2 separate regions of the Homo sapiens genome follow, and region 1 is linked to region 2. The links are chromatin loops, found by intact Hi-C in ENCODE. Cell type or tissue: heart right ventricle. All regions are shown on one strand. Region 1 overlaps CSRP1 (cysteine and glycine rich protein 1). Region 2 has its middle 31 kb from the start of TNNT2.

Region 1 (4,000 bases), 140 kb after region 2:
GCGGGGCGCGGAGCTGTTGGCAGCTAAGTGGTTGAGGTTGAGCGGCCGGGTGGAGGCCGGCACCTACTAGGAGGCTGGGCTGGTCCGCAGGTTCTCAAGCCCGGCTGAGCCCGGGCAAGCGTCAGAGAATCACCAGAGCAGCTTGTCGAATACAGATTCCCAGGCCCCACCCAGGCCAACCGAATCAGAATCTCTAGGGGTGGGGCTGGGAATCCATTTTTAAAGGCTTCCCCAATGATTCTCAGAATAAAGGTTGGGCTTGGAGGCGGGGCCGGGGCTGGGCGTGGCACGGAGGCGAGGCGCGGGGAGGGCCGGACCTTCCAGTTGTTAATCCCTGTGTTCCTCACTCCGCCACACTCACCTCCACTGATCTAAGTCGGGGGATCGTTCCTCGCTGGGTGCCCCCCTCACTTGATCTTAGCCAAAAGGTCGAGAAGCGATTGGGAGCCCCTCTCGAATAATTTCTGTGGCCCTTGATTCAGGGATCACTCCCACACTTAATAGCAGCTCTAACGCCCCCCAACCCCCGCTACCCAAGATCTCTATCCTCACCCTCCAGTCGGCCTCGTGGTCTTCCTGTCCCTCCCCAGCCTCTCAGGTGACCCGGACAATTTGCTAAGGCTCTTGGAGAAGGGCAGCCCGAGGAGGCTGGGCCTGCCGCCCATCGGGAGCGGCAGCTATTTTCCATCACATCCTAAAAAGCCCAGGGCTCTACCGCTCCTGCAGCTGGGCATAGCTCCCACCAAACACATTCTCCCGAGGTCGCCCTGGACGCCTTGCTCGGAGATGACAGAAACGAGAAAAGAAATACCTAAGTGGACATAAAGACCTAGCTCACCCTGGCCGGGTGCGGTGGCTCATGCCTGTAATCCCAGCACTTTGGGAGGCCGAGGTGGGCAGATCACCTGAGGTCGGGAGTTCTAGGCCAACTAGCTTGACCAACATGGAGAAACCCCGTCTCTACCAAAAAAATACAAAAATTAGCCGGGCGGGGTGGCTTATGCCTGTAATCCCAGCCACTCAGAGGCTGAGCCAGGAGAATCGCTTGAACCCGGGAGGCGGAGGTTGCGTTGAGCCGAGATCGCACCATTGCACTCCAGCGTGGGCAACAAGAGGAAAACTCTGTCTCAAAAAAAAGAGTCCTTGCTCACTCTTTGGTGAGGGTTTGGTATTCCACAGGGCCCCGAAGCGCGACAGCCCTCCAAGGAGAAGTGAGCGTCGGGGATTAGACGCGTGCGCTGTCTTGCGCAGGAGCTGAGTCCTCAGGGTCCACAGAGAGAGGAGGAGGGCGTGGGGTGCGCGGAAACGCAGCGCCTGCCTTTTGCCCTGACCCCACAGCACCACCTGGTGTCTCCCGGGACGGCGCAAGCGCCGCGCTTGCAGATGCTGGGCCCCCTCCCCGTCAGCCGACCCTCCTTCCCCAAGTGCCTCCCCTGCCTGGTGTTCCTCCTTCCTTGATGCGCCCCTCTGGCTGGCCCTTCACCGTCCAGTGAGTGCTTCCTGGCCTGGCCGCAGCTGGCTTACAGCCTACTGCCTTTACCCAGGTCTTATTCCCAGGAGGTGCGTCAGGGCCCCTTGCCCACCGTGGGGCTGCACTGAAAAACAGTGGCCCGGGAGCAAGACAGCTAGTGGTGCAAGGCACAGGACGGTCGCCGACAGGCCCTCCCGATCAGCCAGCAGAGGGCAGCCTCTCTCCAGCTTTGGGCCCCAAAGGCTCCCATCCGGGCCACTCCTGTAGGCCCCTCCCAGACAGAAGGGTCCACCTGGGTGTGTGGAACCAGCCGTCCTCCTGGCTGCGGAAACTTGTCCGGAGCACCTTTCGTGGGCCACCCCCTGTGCTGGAGCCAGAGGGGTTACCAAGATGGAGCCCTTGACCCCGATTGCAGAACTCCCAGCCAGAGCCCACCCTGGGCTGGCATTCCCTGAACTCCTCCAGCTCTTCTCCCGGTCATCTTGTACTTTTCTATTGCTCTGCACCATTGATGGGTGTTATGCATGCATAGGTGCCTTTCTCAGAGTCCAGGAGGGGCCTCTGTCAAGGCCACTGTTGGAGCTGGTCATCTGGGAAATAGGTACACGAGGCCTTGTTGTTATTAAAGCATCTGCTTTTGTTTTGAAAACTTAGTGTGGGCACATTTTCGAGAAGGGCTGAAGCAAAGCAGCACAGCCCCAACGCATCAGGCAGGTATGCCTAAGATGAAGGATGCCGCAACCCCTCACATGAACCTATTTCCAAAAAAAAATGTGGCCTTCCACGGACTTGCTGTGGGGGCCCTAACAGCACAGCAGGCTGAGCCAGGCCCCTCCACCACACCCCTCCTAGGTAGAAGTGAGCTTTCTAGATTTGACGTGAAAGTTCCTCTGGTTGAGTTTCCCTCTTAGGCTGGGGCTTTCCGAGCTGGGAGAAGTTCTGAGCACAGTTTTGGGGCCTAGCTGAGCCCCTCCAAGTCCAAAGTCCATGCAATTCCCAGGCCCAGATTTGGGGGTGGAGACCAGACAGGACAAGCCAGTGGTGTTTGGCTGGTCGGGTCACTTCAGACAGTGTGGTTCAGTTGGCATTGATACTGAGAAGTAATTGGTCCTTAGAAAAAGCAGGAACGAATCCACTTTGATTCATTTCCACCAGGCTGCCTGCTTTTTTTTTGAGACAGAGTTTCACATTTGTTGCCTAGGCTGGAGTACAATGGTGTGATCTCAGCTCACTGCAACCTCTGCCTCCCGGGTTCAAGCGATTCTCCTGCCTCAGCCTCCCAAGTAGCTGGGATTACAGGCACCCACCACCATGCCTGGCTCATTTTTTGTATTTTTAGTTGAGTCAGAATTTCACCATGTTAGCCAGGCTGGTCTCAAACTCCTGACCTCAGGTGATCCGCCTGCCTCGGCCTCCCAAAGCCCCTGCTAATTTGATTGCTCCCATTGAGTTCCCTCCCAGCTCCACAGACACAGGATTGGACACCAGAGTTCTGGTCTAAACAGCTTTATTGACCAGATGAGAAATCAGCTTGGGTACAGCCCATGCCTGCAGCCCTTTCAGTGGGTGGCTCCAGATAGTGTTGTCCTTTCAGTTGCTGGGAGCGGTGAGGCCCAGCCCTTTCCCCTTCCTCCCACCACTATTCCTAACCTGGGGCCTGGCAGGGGTGGAGTGATGTGATCTAAGGGTCCCTGGAGAAGGGTGGAGTGGAAGAGGCAGGGTCTTGGGTTAAAGGGAAGATTCTGAGGTCTCAGGGCAAAGGGAAAGGTGTTTGGATGAAGACTGAGGCAGTGCCTACCTCCCTCCACATCTGAGGATCAAGCAGGTGTGGCAAGAACAGAGCCCTGGCCTGGGCTCTGCTGGCCGCAGCCTCAGGAGCCAGGGTTAAGGCCAGAGATAAATGAAGATTTGAGCCATTGATAAATGCCAATATATGTTTCAGGTATTTCATTAGGATCCTCCCATCAAGCAGGGAACTAGATGTTTGAGAAGATCAAACAACATCCTGACTTTGGGGTCCTTAAGACCTGGGTTATTCTCCTCCCAGTCCTAGTGGGAGGCTATCCATTCCACAAAGACTCAAAGGCAAGAGGCCTGGAGAAGCAGGGGCTCCTAGGACCCTGCCTGCATGCCTCTCTGCCTCCAATAGTGACTCCCTAAGCTGGGACTCCTCAGGCTTACTCTGAGGGACACCAGGAAGCTCAACCTCTTTCCCACAGAGGAGAATCTCTGAGATCCAAAAAACCCAGCCTTCCCCCCTCCTCATCTTGGTCTTGCTTCCCTCTCCCTCCAGCCTGTTGCTGCTGCTCCTCTGGGTGCCAAGATGTGTCCTCAGGTGTCTTGGTCAGCTGATGATGGACACGCAGCACAGGAGGCTAAGAACAGAGCTCTGTGGGGCGAGGTGTGGGGAGAGGGGCCTGCTCTCACCTAGACCCAAAACACTGAGGTCTCCTACTGGTGATGGTGTCAGATCCCAGGCCTGGGGAGCCCTTTAGTGGGGTGGGACCTCAGGCAGACCCCCAAACCAAA
Region 2 (4,000 bases):
AGGACACTGTGTGTGCCCCTGCTGCTCATTCAGGGGAAGCTGAGTCTCCAAGAGGGGAGCACTCACACAGCAACCCTCCGGCCCCTCATGGCTGCCCCTCAGAGCTTCTACCCAGCTTCCCCACACCTCCCTGGGCCTTCCCTTCTCCGCTCAGGGCTCCACAAAGTTCTGAACCAGCCTGAGCCACATGTGTTTTGGTTCATTTGTTTTTGAAAAACAAAAGACAACGGTTAATTAAATCACCACCCACCCAGTCACCTCATCAAGTAACTCTGGCCTCATCTTTCATTCTTCCTTTCCCATTGAGGCACCAAGTCCTGACAACTCTAAACTATTACCTCATCTCCACACCCACTACCGCTGTCTACCCTGGGCCTCCTTGAGGCCTGGCCCCTTCCACGGCAATAGGCTGGGCCTCCTGGCTGGGCCCTCTGCCTCTTGTTTCCCGCCCCTTTGCCCCCAGAGTGCCTCCACTAGAGTCATCTTTCTAAATAATGCTGACTGTATCCTTCCCCTGCTTAAATGCATCACCAGCTCCCACTTTTCTGTAGCCAGAATTCTTAGACTATCACCCAAGGCTCTCCCAGGCCAGCCCCAGCCCACCCCTCCTGCCTCCTGCTGCTTCCCATTCACTCCCTCTACTCCACCCATGACTGGCATCTCCCCAAACACGATGTGCCAGGTTAATCCCACTGTCTTTGTGTTGCTTCTTCTGCCTGGTGTGCCTTTCCCCTGCCTCTGCCTGTCAAAATTCTATTCATCCTTTGAGGCCCAACTGGCATGTCATCCCCTCTGTGAGGCCTGCGTGCACCTGTGTGGAGGCACGAGTCGTGCCCTGGCTTGTGCGTGTGTCTATTTTCCCCTCTGTGATAGTGACTTGCTCCATTTTTTGCCCTTTCGTCATACCTGGTACAGTGTCCAGCACAGAGCACAAACCCAACATGAGCTGAATAGAACAGGAGTCTGGATATAGATGCATAGAATTGCATGTTGAAATGACCTTAAAAGTCTCCCAGGCCTCCCTCCTGCAGCTGACTCTTGAAGACCCATAAACCTTCTTCCACATTGGCCAATCAGCACCCTCCAAGCACCTCCAGGGGAAGAGAACTCAAAGCTGTGCTGGCCGTTAGTCAAGTATCTGGTATTGCTCTGGCTTCTGGGTTCCTACAACTTCCACTCACTGGTCTTGTCTTTACTCACTGGGGCCATGGAGAATCGGTCCAGCCTGTCTTCCCCATGACAATCCTTCCAGTATCTGAACACAGCTCTCTGGTGTCTCTGAGCTTTCTCATATCCAAGCTAAGCCTCCTGAGCTGCTTCAACCATTCCTCAAGGACATGATTTAGTGTCCCTCTTGGTCACCCTTCTCTGAACATGTCTCAGATTGTCACTGTCCCTCTTAAGAACTGGAGTTCTGAATAGGTAAAGGGACATCAGTTGTGGTCTGAGTTGCACCGAATACACCGAATACAGGGCTGGACTCTCTCAGATTTTGGATATCCCAAATCTGTCATCTAGGCCTGGAAATTGCCAGGTTGTGGGATCTCCAAACTCCAATTCCTTGGAAACTCAGGCAAAGGTCTCTTTTGACTGCATGGCACCCCAGATCATCCAGCACCTTCAGCCCATGGTGGATCCTACTGTGCCACCTCCTCAAGGAGGAGCAAGGAAATTGGGCATGGCGTATGTTAGTATTGGGAAATGGGATTCTCCAGAGCCGATAGATCAGCTTCGGGATAAATTTATTCTCAGGTAAGTCTGAATGTGACAGTTCCAGCTGGGGAAGCAGCCCAGATGCCACAAAAAGTGATGCCTCAATGCAACTATCAGGAGATCCCAGATCTACCGCAGAGTCAACGTGTGGCCTTGGAAAAACCTCCTCACCAGCTTCCTTCCTGCTGAAATAAGGGGATATCTGGGGTCCCTGCCAGCCCAAATCAGACCTTCATGTGAGTTTTGTGGAACGGAAATCCCTGCCTTCACTCTGTGATTCTCAGAGCATTGGCGCTCTCAAGGTCTCCTTTTCCCATGCCCATCAGCTTCCCTAGGTTCTCAACAAGCCCCACACACTGCCCCCAGCCTGCCCCAGCTCCCTGGCTAGGACTGAGAAGCCTCCAGTTTGGCATTCCTGCACAGATTCCCACACCCTCCCCCCACCCAGCCTCAACCTCCCTGTACCAGTGGCAGGGAGCTAGAGAAGCCGTGAGTCAGGCTGTCAGAACTGGCCCTGCCAGTTCCACCTTCTGTCTAACCACAGTGTCAGCAAAAGGCGAGTCGAGATTTGGCTAGAAAACTCTGCTGCCACCATTCTCCAGGTGGGCAAGGCAGACAGAACTTCCCTGCATAAACTGAGCCCAAGCACTGGATTCGTAGAAGTCCTTTCCAACTTCCCTCAGCTGGGGAGGACACCTTTTACAATGACCATCAGGCCCATGGGAACTGGTAGGAACTTCCCCCTGCTGGCAGGAACTTCAACTACAGGACTAGATTGGCAGATTTGAGAGAACAAATAGCATTTGAGACTCAAAATAAAAGTCAAGCCATCCAGTATACAGGAGAAATCAAGGTTGGTAAGAACAGCCTCCCCATAGACCCTGGTGAGTTGACGATGCCTGTACCAGCCCTGCCCCCCCCAGAAAGGATTTGGAAGAGAAGCCCCAGCAGATCCTCTCCAACACCACAAGACTCAGCTTCTCACTTAGAAAATGAGCTCAAGGGGTCCTGCAGCATCCAAAGAGCCTTGCATAAAATCTTAGTAGTTGCTATGTGTCTCTGTGTGTGTGTGTCTGTGTGTGTGTGTGTGTCTGTGTGTGTGTGTGTGTGTGTGTGTGTCTGTGTGTGTGTGTGTGTGTGTGTGTGTGTGTGTTAGGGAATTAGATTAGCATTTCCCAAAATGAGTTCCAGAGGATGTTCACAATGCTAAGTGACAAAGGAGGTCTAAGTTTTGGAAACTCTGGGCTAAATGAGTGAATCAGTTTTTTTTACTCGTGATTCTCAGCAGTTTTAACGTGCTCATGTGTATCACAGCAGAGAAAGAAAGAGAAAAAGACAAAGGTGGCATGAAGCCCCTCCCAACTTACTTCAGTGCAGAAAACTTTAACAGAACTCCAATTTCAGAGAGCCAGTTTGGGCAGCCACACTGAGATTGTTTAAGCTTACTTCCAAAGGGAAATTCTGGAATCCCAGACAAAGGCTCTCCTGGAACAAGTCAAATGGCAAAGCAGATGGGCATGGACTGGGAGAGTGTGTCCGCAGACCAAGTGCAACTGATGAGCCCTGCAGGGGGAATTCCAGCATGCTCAGCCTCGAAATCTGGACAGGCTGGTGGACAGGCTGCCATGAAAGTAGGAGTCAAGATATAAGACAGGAGCAGGGCTCGCTGCATTCTTTGAAATGCTCTCTCCTGTCTCCCTCCTGTCACCATCTGAGACAGGCTCCCAGAATCTCTGTCTTTTCAAGGAATGAAGGACCTTTGGGACTGCAGGGTGACCTAGTTCAATACTTCTCAAACTGGAATGTGCACATGGATCCCTGGGGATCTTATTAAAATGCAAATTCTGAGATTCTGCATTTCTACAAGATCCCAGGTGGTACCATTGATGCCGGTCTGCGGGCCACACTTTGAGCAGCAAGGTCCTGGCCAATCCAGGAAGACTTCCTGGAAGGGCAGACTTATAAAAGAAGGGCAACTTGGAGGGAAAAAACACATGGAAGCAGAGCTGAGGCTGCAGAATAATGTGGAAATGGGGAGAGAGTGTGGAAGTGAGGATTGTTTAGAGAGATAGGGAGAACAAGGAGGCCAGGGTAGTCTGGGGGCACGGATTTTACAGTTAGGAATGGGGTGGGAGACACAGACGGGGGGCTGGGAGGTGGATGCTGGGAGGTGGGCAGGGCTCTCTCTGGTCCACACCGGCAGGGCGACAATAATTCAGGTGCAGGGCTCCCAAACCACACCCAGGGGGAGCTCTAATCCCTCAAGAGAGCGATGAAGACTTGGGGC

The links. Peaks named below come from ENCODE experiments on the same cell type or tissue, not always from the same donor. Only the 100,000 strongest peaks of a DNase experiment are listed, where the experiment ranks them.
Region 1: it touches region 2 in a loop (5-fold over the local background); 2 of 110 quality-filtered maps call a loop at or near these places.

What each region holds. Positions count from the first base shown.
Region 1 is chr1:201,480,569-201,484,568 of GRCh38, forward strand. CSRP1 (cysteine and glycine rich protein 1) reads right to left here. Exons shown (of 6, transcript NM_004078.3): 6 at 2,962-4,000. Among named protein-coding and RNA genes, the nearest start is that of PHLDA3, 13 kb to the left of the region's middle. RefSeq lists a silencer at 1-39 and an enhancer at 2,420-2,749. In heart right ventricle, a CTCF peak has its summit at 1,666 (motif pointing right); DNase peaks (open chromatin) are centred at 173 and 1,663; H3K4me3 peaks cover 1,868 bases; H3K27ac peaks cover 2,111 bases.
Region 2 is chr1:201,344,330-201,348,329 of GRCh38, forward strand. No RefSeq gene overlaps it. Among named protein-coding and RNA genes, the nearest start is that of TNNT2, 31 kb to the right of the region's middle. RefSeq lists enhancers at 2,166-2,666, 2,777-3,761. In heart right ventricle, CTCF peaks have their summits at 2,466 (motif pointing left) and 3,958; no DNase peak of the experiment used is centred here.